2 separate regions of the Homo sapiens genome follow, and region 1 is linked to region 2. Evidence: chromatin loops called from intact Hi-C (ENCODE). Cell type or tissue: IMR-90. All regions are shown on one strand. Links, peaks and the distances in the headings refer to the core of each region. The heading gives the core; the rest is flanking DNA. Region 1 overlaps ENPP3 (ectonucleotide pyrophosphatase/phosphodiesterase 3). Region 2 holds the start of ENPP1 (ectonucleotide pyrophosphatase/phosphodiesterase 1).

What was found. Peaks named below come from ENCODE experiments on the same cell type or tissue, not always from the same donor. Only the 100,000 strongest peaks of a DNase experiment are listed, where the experiment ranks them.
Region 1: it touches region 2 in a loop (2.3-fold over the local background); 12 of 110 quality-filtered maps call a loop at or near these places.

What each region holds. Positions count from the first base shown.
Region 1 is chr6:131,691,792-131,697,181 of GRCh38, forward strand. It overlaps ENPP3 (ectonucleotide pyrophosphatase/phosphodiesterase 3), which reads left to right. Exons shown (of 25, transcript NM_005021.5): 15 at 1,706-1,833. Among named protein-coding and RNA genes, the nearest start is that of OR2A4, 6.9 kb to the right of the region's middle. In IMR-90, for the core only: a CTCF peak has its summit at 3,241 (motif pointing right); a DNase peak (open chromatin) is centred at 3,240.
Region 2 is chr6:131,805,734-131,811,123 of GRCh38, forward strand. ENPP1 (ectonucleotide pyrophosphatase/phosphodiesterase 1) reads left to right here and starts at 2,287. Exons shown (of 25, transcript NM_006208.3): 1 at 2,287-2,542. The coding sequence starts at 2,303. In IMR-90, for the core only: no CTCF peak of the experiment used is centred there; a DNase peak (open chromatin) is centred at 1,978; H3K4me3 peaks cover 1,987 bases; H3K27ac peaks cover 685 bases.

The DNA.
Region 1 (5,390 bases), core at 262-5,261, 110 kb before region 2:
CCCTTGCATCTTGGGGGAAGCTGCATACTCAGCAGCTGCCAGGTTGTGCCTGCCTGGAAGTTACAAAAATATTGGCTTAAGAAAGAAGTAATGATAAATAAAACAGTAGAAGCATAAGAAGCCTAGAAAATATACCAAAATAGGCAAGAAAAAACTGGCAAAAATATGTTTGCAATATATACTTTTGTTTTTCTTCTTTCATTCTATAAACTCTCCTTGCTCTCCCATTGTCTATATTTTGTTTAAATTTTGTTTGTGTAAATTATGTGCTTCATAGTTTCTCTTATTTTTCTTATCTAAATTGACCCTGAGATAATAGTGACACACACTTGTTAATATATATGATATATTGTGGTTTAAAATAAATGAGAAAATGAGGAAATAGGAAAAATTTCGTTTCCTTTGTTTATGGTTTTTCTTCTTGTTTCTCAAAATGGTCATGAGGGAAAGTTCCTTTGTAGTTCTATTTCTCATTACCTCATTTTTCTTTTACATAAATAGATACCAATGTGATTTGCATTTCTACAATTTTAAAATATGCCATACAGTCATAATTGTTAAAGAAACAAAATTTTACTCCAATTTGTAAGGAAACCATGATTGTTTTACAAATAGGGAGACTATAATAGGTTTCAAAAGCCATTGACTTGATCGGAAAACTAAGCAAATGTAGGTTATTTAAAAGATAAATTGAGTCTGTTGGAAAGTACTTTTTTGTGCAATTAAACTACTTTTTAATTTTTTTACTCATATCTACTAATATGGTATATATATTTATATGTAATTTAGACTCAAAAGTTGTCATTATCACTCTAAATCTAGATGTCTGTCCATTTTCTGTTAAAAAAGAGGGTAATTCATAGTGGTTTAATATATATATAATATATGGTTATATATATTACATATAATATATAACCATATATAGTATATATTATATGGCTATATTATATATGATATATGATATATGGTTATATATGATATATGGTTATATATGATATAATATGTAGTTATATATGATATATGATATATGATATGATATGTATATATGATATGATATATATGATATGTGATATATATGATATATAGTTATATATTATACACTATATATGATATATAGTTATATATTATACACTATATATGATATATAGTTATATATTATACACTATATATGATATATAGTTATATATTATACAACTATATATGATACAGTTATATATAATATATATGGTTATATATGATATATAGTTATATATAATATATATGTTTATATATTATATATTATATATGGTTATATATTATATATTATATATTATATATATGGTTATATACACACACACACACACACCCCCAGGAATAAAAACTGAAAACATTAACTCATAATTTAAATCAGATTTTTTATTTTTTTGAGAGAGTCTCACTCTATGGCCCAGGCTGGAGTGCAATGGGGTGATCTTGGCTCACTGCAACCTCCACCTCCTGGGTTAAATCAGATTTTTAATTGCAACCTGATTATCATTGCAACGGCAAAACTAATAACTAGGGGGATCTGACTACATTGATAATAGGTTTAATATTCCTATTGTATTAGCCAAGCTGAAATCCCCTTACTTTTAAAAGGTGCTTCATAAATTGATGTAGAAGATGAACTTTTAAAATTAATTTGCATATCTTATGTATCATAAAGAAATATTTACTTGCTTTTCAGTGCCGAAAACCTGATCAGCATTTCAAGCCCTATTTGACTCCTGATTTGCCAAAGCGACTGCACTATGCCAAGAACGTCAGAATCGACAAAGTTCATCTCTTTGTGGATCAACAGTGGCTGGCTGTTAGGTTCGTGTATCTGTTTACTTATCTCATAATGCCTTTAATAACCATTTGTCATTATAAGTCTACTTAACCTTACCCTGCTATTATCATCACTGTGAATTTTCCTGAGCATTGACATTTTCTGGCCTTTTTGTATGCTATTTAGCAGTTCTGCATTTGAAGTGATCGTTATTAGATTGCTGATTTTAGCATCCTTATCTTAACAATATAGATGAGAATGAGGAGTAAGGCTAAGAGTGTGCCCAGGGACTGTAAGTGCCAGCACCTTCCTACCCCCACTATGCTGTCCATTAAGGCAGCAGACAGATGATATCAGCTGTCTTTCAGCCTGATAATGAGTGATTGATTACACAACTCTTTAAGACCTTTGTCATCTTTGTGGTTTTTATAAAAGAGCACATATAGGGCTGTAAGACCAAGCTAATGAATTAGTTGTAACATTTATTTCTTATTACTATTTATAATGGTAATTTATGTTGATTATTGAAACATTTGCAAAATTTAAATGTGCTTAGAGAAAACAGAAACCACTTTTGACTTTGTGCATGCTATTTAGCAGTTCTACATTTCAAGTGATTGTTATTAGACATTATGACTCACTCCATCTTAAATAACCAATTAATCCATTGATTCAACGTTTTATTTTATGCTTGCCATGTATGCACCAGGCCCTGTTCTAGGCATTTGAGATACAGATCTGTCTCCTGCTCTCATGTACTGTAGTGGAGAAAACTGAAAATAAGCCAGTAAACAAATAAATATACACTTTGTGATAGCTGATAATTCCTATTTTTGTATTTCATACCAGCACTTTTTTCCTTATGCATAAGTAGATGTAAAAAGTATCTGGACTTTATGGCATTTTTCTAGCCTATTTAATATGTATGAATGTAATGCCAGGGGGATAGAATGACAATGGCAATACAGTGGCTAAGAGATATGTTTGACAAAGAAAAAGGAGATGACACTTTGGGAGGCCAATGCGGGCAGGTCACTTGAGGCCAGGAGTTCGAGACCAGCCTGGCCAACGTGAAGAAAAATACAAAAAATTAATAAAAATACAAAAATTAGCCAGGCATGGTAGCACCTGTAATCCAAGCTACTGGAGAGGCTGAGGCAGGAGAATTGCTTGAACCCGGGAGGCGGAGGTTGCAGTGAGCCAAGATCGCACCACTGCACTCCAGCCTAGGCGACAGATCAAATTAGTATTTGATTCCATCAAAAAAAAAAAAAAAGGAAAGAAAGGAAAAGAAAGGAAAAGGAGATGAAAGAACACAAGGGACAAGGGACAAGGGAATTAGGCTCCAACATTCAGGATCAGGAACTGGGGATTTGGCTAAGCCTATTCTGTAAGATAACCTGGAAACCCCTGTTGGGCCTGAGAGTGCAGTTTCACACTGGTTCACTAGATGGTGCTGACCCCTCTCTTTGGGATCGAAGTTTATTAGCCCTTTGTGTAGATGGGTGGCTGTACTGTGGCTCAGGACATTCTCTAGAAAGTATTTTCCTTAAATATGTGAACAAAATTAAGCTCTACTAATATTAAGTACATACAACTGTTAGTAATTTAGGTATGTAATATATAAATAAATATATGTCCAAGTTGGGGTACATTCTCCAGATATTTACTGTTAAAAGTCTAACACCAAACAAGTTAGGTCACTGGTACAGAAGGAGAAAGAGCTGTAAAGTGAGAGCTCGCCCACCCAAATACCTCTGGGTATCATGTATTAATACTCAATCTCAAATGGTGAGCTGTTTATTCTTTTAAAAACCAGCACTGAAATGTTAAAAGAACTGCAACCCAAGAGTTCATGGCCAGGCTCCCCACATAGCTAGGTTGTGGGAACTTGGAAAAATTAATATCTTAGAGTCTAATTTTTCTCATCTGTAACACAAGATTAGCCTAGTTTTATTATTTTCTTGCCATTAACATACAAAGTAAACTAACTTACATCAAAGGAAATTTTGAATACAGCCTTAACAAGAGAGCAAGTGAAGAATCTAATCTGGGCCAGGCACGGTGGCTCACGCCTGTAATCCCAGCTCTTTGGGAGGCTGAGGCGGGCAGATCACAAGGTTAGGAGTTTGAGATCAGCCTGGCCAACATGGTGAAACCCCATCTCTACTAAAAAAATACAAAAATTGGCCAGGCATGGTGGCGTGTACCTGTAATCCCAGCTACTCGGGAGGCTGAGGCAAGATAATTGCTTGAACCTGGGAGGCGGAGGTTGCAGTGAGCCAAGATCGCACCACTGCACTCCAGCCTGGGCAACAGAGCAAGACTCTGTCTCAAAAAAAAAAGAGAATCTAATCTGATTAAATCCTGGGTTCACTCTCTCCAACTCTTAAAACACAAGCCTCCAGCTACTTATTTTCTAGTGAAAGTACATCATTTTTAGTAATAATGTGCATCATTTGATAATTAGGTTAGGTCCCCTTTGTACAATTAAAGCAAATTTCAACAGTTTGTATAATCCATTTTCATCATCATCATCTTTATTTTACCTAAAATGTGTTAGATCTTACTAATTTGGGGAAACCTGATGTTTTGATATAGTAGAAGTATTAAGTGCTTTTTTAAAAGAACATGAATGTTAGCTTTTAATTTTGGATCAGCAACTGACAAATAAATTTCAGGCACCTTTTTAAGAACTAGAGATAACCAACAAAGTACCTGACCAAAGGATCTTTGCCCAGGTAGGAAGATAACAGCTATAATCAGATGGGATAACTATTGCACTAGAACCACGTACAAGGCTCAAGGAAGCAAAAATTACAGACCCAGGTGTGAATGTCAAGGAGCATCAGAGAATGCTTCCTGGTAGGGGTGGTTGCTGATCGGGGTTTGGAAGACTTATGATGGGATAGGATACGTGTTGCCATACAGCAGGTCTGCCCTGTGCAGTCTGTCGGTTGTACAGTGGCATCCTGCCAACAAGGTGAGTGGGAGTGGAAATGGAATCTTTGCTCAGCTCACCAAGCCTTAACAGGGGCTGCATTGGCAGGAGGAAGGGGATTCGTTTTTTGTGGTTGTTGTTGTTGTTGTTTTTGCCAAAAGTGCCATCTGCTTGCCAAGCCTTGAACACTGCCAGGCCGCGTCCTTCAAAGGCACCTTTTTTTCTCTCAATGATCTACCCAGAGCACCTTTTTTTTTTTTTTTTTTGAAATGGAGTCTCGCTCTGTCGCCCAGGCTGGAGTGCAGTGGCGCGATCTCGGCTCATTGCAAGCTCCGCCTCCCAGGTTCATGCCATTCTCCTGCCTCAGCCTCCTGAGTAGCTGGGACTACAGGCACCCACCACCACACCCAGCTAATTTTTTGTATTTCTAGTAGAGACGAGGTTTCACCATGTTAGCCAGGATGGTCTCAATCTCCTGACCTCATGATCCGCCCTCCTTGGTCTCCCAGTGCCGGGATTACAGGCGTGAGCCACCGTGCCGGCCTGAGCACCTTTTTAAAGCCAGCAGTAGCTCTAGGGCAAGGAAGGGTAAAGAGAAGGAGGCAGGTTTCCAGATGGAAGAACTAGATTCCTGCAGTTGCAAGTAGTTCTGCATTGCTG
Region 2 (5,390 bases), core at 54-5,053:
ACTTTGGATAATGTCTCTGTTGAGTTGCTTTTAGAGGTTTTGACACTCATTTGACCAGTCTCAGTGGAGCAAATCTTTGTCCTTGAATCTGATTTTTGGAAAGAGTCAAAGGAAAATTTGGAGCCAAGTTTGGGGCAGAAAAATATGTGTGATTATGAAACAGTGAAAACCTGTTTCTCTTGGGTGGTTTGTGAGCTGACTCAAAGGTAACTTTTTAAAAAAGTTCAATAATGCTTTGAGGGAAGGCTTTTACTTCTTCCAGATGTCAACTGTCCTTTCTACTAAGCTCTCATAATATTGAAGTAGCTTTGTTGTCTATGGTGACATCCGAGGTTCTTGGTCTCACGGCCACAAAGATCAAATATGTGGACACACACAAAGGGTGAGGTTTGGAGCAGAATTTTTAATAGGCAAAAGGAGGAGAATAGCTCTGCTACAGAGAGGGGTCCCAAAAAATGGGTTGCAATACGTGGTGAAATGCAGGGGTTTTTATAGATGAGCTAGTGGGGAGGCGGTGTCTGATCTACATAAGGAGGGAAAACCCGGTTTCGTGCATATGGCATGAAAACCCGGTTAGGACCAGGTGTGTCATCTGCATAGGGCTTAAGTGTCTGGCAGCCCCGGCCCCAATCTTCTACTATATAGGCAGGTAGCTACTCCGTGTTGCTTATTTCCTTCTTACTGTGCATGTGGTAAAAAAGAGGGGAGGTGGAACCCCCATGGTGGACATGCCTGGCCCCAGTAGCCCCTTCTGTCTGTGCCGCTGCCGGCATCTCCCGTGCAAGCTTCCAGTTTCCTTACCTATGTTTGCAGCCCAATCTTCCAGGTTGCTCTTTGTTAGAAAGGAAGTGATTTCTTGGGCTGCTTTTTGTTAGAAGGTAAGTTCTGCCGAGGGCTCTTTTGCTCATACTATCTGCCTAAATAATTTCTATCTCCTGTATCAATATCCTATGTGTGACTCTATTCTGCATATATGACTTAGGTTTTAATTATTTTGTTTACGAGTTGGTCCTACCCCCCCACCCCCGCTTCCACCACACTTAAGGAAAGATACATTTTAATTCATTTTTTATATGGTATGCATAGTTGGAGGCCAAAAGATTGAGTTGAAGGATTCATTACTTGATGAATAAATGGATGGGTGGATGGATGAGTCAGTATAAATGAAGAGCATCCCAAGTTGACTATTTTAAAGGGATAACATGCATTTTATATTTGTTAAACATTCATTCTCATTTGTAAACACTTGTATATATTCATGTATTCAAAATGTATTGAAAATTAATTGTTTTCCTTGGTACCTGAAGTCAGTCCTGGGTATTGCAAAGTAGTTCGAAGTCACTGGTTTCCCTCTGTCTCACTTCACTACACACTGGTGATTTTGCTAAGTGATGAGCCAGAAAATGTACAAGTTCCAGAATCAAAGGTAAAACAAAACCCACCAAGAATCAGCTCACTGTTAGCGTCCTAGTTGAAAAATAAGGCTTATCAAAGTATTTCAGATTGCATTAACACTTTTGATATAGCTAGGTATCAGTGTCAACCTCAGGAGAGGGCAACGCCAACTCCTGAAACCTTCAATACAGAAAGTCTAGAAAAATAAGCAAATATACATACAAACAATAGCGAGAAGACTCCAGAAACCACATAAAACCGTGGGAATCGAAATATCCCTTACGTGTGTTCAGTACATGTGAACCCACGTATTTTAAGTGGACGATTTCTCTCTCAGAGTACCGTAGGTAGTGGGGGACGGGGCGCAGAGGGGGAGAAACAGAAAGTCGCCTTCCTCCATGGTTCATTTGCATTTCCATCCAGAAACTCACAGGTCGACCCCAAGACTCCACTCTCTCCCGCCTTTGAGAAGCCGGACCGGCATCGGCGGCTGCATCCTTCTCCTCCTCCCCGCTCTATTTTGGGGCCCCATGATCTCATGCCCTCTGCAGACCACACGCTGCAATTCCAGCCCAGCCCGCGCCGCGAGGCCACGCAGGGCGATTCCTGCAAGTGTCGGGAGGGTGGCCGGGGCGCGGGGAGGGGACGGCTTGGGGGGAAGTTTAAGACACGCCCACGTAAGGGACCCAAAATAACCGACACACAGAGTGCCCGAAATCAGACAGGAAGCCAAATAATCCGGGGCGTTGAGTCGCTTTGCCCTGACTGCGAGAGCCGGGTGTAGGGCGGGGAGCCAAGGATCTGACCGCGAGGGGCGGGCGCGGCGGGGAGGGGCGGGGCGGGGCGGGCGGCGCGGGGCCTATTAAAGGCGCGGCCGGGCAGCGGGGCCGGAGCGGCCGGGGCCACGATGGAGCGCGACGGCTGCGCGGGGGGCGGGAGCCGCGGCGGCGAGGGCGGGCGCGCTCCCCGGGAGGGCCCGGCGGGGAACGGCCGCGATCGGGGCCGCAGCCACGCTGCCGAGGCGCCCGGGGACCCGCAGGCGGCCGCGTCCTTGCTGGCCCCTATGGACGTGGGGGAGGAGCCGCTGGAGAAGGCGGCGCGCGCCCGCACTGCCAAGGACCCCAACACCTATAAAGTACTCTCGCTGGTAGGTCCGCGGCCAGGCCCCGGCGCCCGGGAGGGCTGGGAGTACGGGGAGGGCGGCGCCGAGCTCCTGCGCTCTCAGCGCAGTCAGCACCGGGCACCGGAGAGAGGCATGGTCCGGGAGTGCTTCTTCGCCCGCGCGCTCTCCTCCGCAGCCTTTGCAAGTGCCCTACACAGCCGCCCCTGCCAGGTACCTTGCCAGGGCAGGATGGTTCACTCTCACTTGAATTATGGATGCCTGTGAAAGCAGGCTGTTCAAAACGGTCATCCTTAGAAATACTCGACCCCCTGCCCCAGGAGAGTACGGGTTTTTAGAGGAGAAAAATGTCAAACGCGAAAGTTGTTGGTCTTAAGAAGGTGCATCAATGTGTTGCTTCTTTTAGGGGGCTCTGGGCGCAGTATACATGACTTCACTTGGGTTAACTGATTGCAGTTGAAGAGTTAGCGGAGCTCTTTAAGTTTTATTAGGAACTCTACGGAACACTTTTTCCCTTTCGCTCCGTTTTGGAATTTCCTTGCAGGTGCTCAGAAATTCCATGGATGTTCACATTATGTGACTGAAGAAACCTTTATGATTCTTTGCCCACTCTTCTAACCAGAGGCTACACGGTTTGTGTTGCTAACAAAAGCTACCTATTACTCCTCTGCTATTTTGCTATGACATTTGCAGGACCCACAGTCAACTTCATGAAATGTGGGGGTTGGTTTTTATTCTGAATTCATGGTGGGAAGTGCTGATTGAGAGAAGGCCTGGATTCCTGGCTGTTATTATTTGCTGAGGCCTTGCGTAACTGTCCCTAAACCTCAATTTCTAATGTGTGAAAATGGGACAACATCAACTCCCTTGTGCATTGCATGGGATTATTGTGAAAATCAAGCTGAAGAATGTAGGTAGGGAAGTAAATTGAAAACAGCAAGGAAATAGAATCATTTTTATTGTATTATATGGAAATCACAGATTTCTATGTATAGTGTACCCTAAAATATATCCCCTTACATATGATTGAATAATGCTTTGTAGAAAAATTTCTAATTTTTCAAGTCTCCTTTCATTTTGTATGCATTTCCATTTTCACTATATTTGGGACATCATGGAGATGCTATAATACTTTGAGGAATCAATCTTCCTAGACTTAAGAGATGGTGCCGTATGCTTAGTACTTAAAAAGAAGCCTTAGTTTCACAGAATAAGTACCCCAAGCCACATGATGTTTGCATCTCAAGATAAAATTTTGCATCTTGTAACACTGTTTTGAGTCTATAATAACACAATATTGATGAGAACTTAGTCTCTTGAGTCACCTTTTAAAAATTTTGTTAATGGAAGACCTTAGCTTTTACAACCTGATCACTTAAATTGTTTAGTATTAATACCTTGAGGTGTTTCACACACGATGAGGTAGTCGATAATTGTATATGGAATCAGTGTGTAACTCTTGTGTAAAACCATTTCTACATGCCTATAAACCTTTACAGGTTTTCCAATTGCAAAATTCAGGTTTTAAATTTTTCTTGCTCATTTACTTATACATCCACAACAGATATCAGCAAAGGTCTAGTTTTGGAATAAGCTGTCCAGTCTTTGAGACCTGCAGTCAACTGGTCAAACAGCATTCTGTGTGATGATGCTACTCTGGGCATTTGACATGGAAGTGTCCTAGGACTTACTTCCACAAGTAGGACTATTATGGACCTTTTTTATCCATTAATTGGGGTCTTTTGCATCTATTGAATTGGAAAGAATTCTTACTTCATATCTTTTGATGGAACACTGTGAGACATTAACATACAAATGTTACCAAATAGACCTGGTGCGGTGACTCATACCTATTATCTCAGCACTTTGGGAAGTTGAGGCGGTTCCATTGCTTGAGCCCAGGAGTTTGAGACCAGCCTGGGCAACATGATGAAACCCATCTCTACAAAAGATACAAAAATTAGCTGGGTATGGTAGCATGCGTCTATGTCCCAGCTACTTGGGAGGCTGACATGGGAGGTTCAGCTGAGCCAGGGAAAGTTAAGGCTGCAGTGAACTGTGATTGTGCCACTGCACTTCAGCTTGGGTGACACGGTGAGACCCTTTATTGTTGAAATTGCTATTTAGCTACTGAACTGAAAGTGCAAACTCGTATTCTTCTTTCCCTTCCCTACTTCAATACCTTTTTCCCCCAACCCCGCCCCCCCCCCAAAAACTTCCCCAAATAATGGGCTTCCAAATGGAAAAGGCCCCAAAAGCATCCTGACAATTGTCGTCAAAGAGCTCTGGGATATGTCTTCTAGAAAGGAGCTGCAATTATAGAATTCCTTTTGTTTTCAGATTAAACCTCAGCACACTTTTCATAAAGCTGCAGAAACAGATTGAACTAATTGCAACCTGGGGTTGGGATTAGGAGAGGCCCAGCACTATGATCCTCAGCTACACTGTTTTAATTTAGCAGGATAAATAGAAGAGTTGCGTTGCCTTGCCTTTCAGAGGCAATCATGTTGCAGTGGCAATGTAATTTTTACATTACTCTGCAGTTTTCTCAGATAAACTAAAATGATGTAGATGTGTGAGAGTGGATGAAGGAGTGAGGATTCTGTCCTACCCTGGCTTCTCCCCATTGTGGTGGTTGATCTTAGGAGAGGGCCACCAAGCTGTGCTTTAGAGGCTTTTGGCCCTGGGCCCTGGAATGCTTGTGCCTAGGTACTGAGCCAAACTGAGGAAAACAGCAAGAGGGAAAAACAAGTATTATTCTCTACATGTGTCAGTAGGTATGTTAAATATTAGATGCCTTTCCTTGGTTGTAAATGAAGTTTTGAACTGAAGTGTAGACTTCCACCGAGATGTGTTGACTTGGAGATGTATTTAA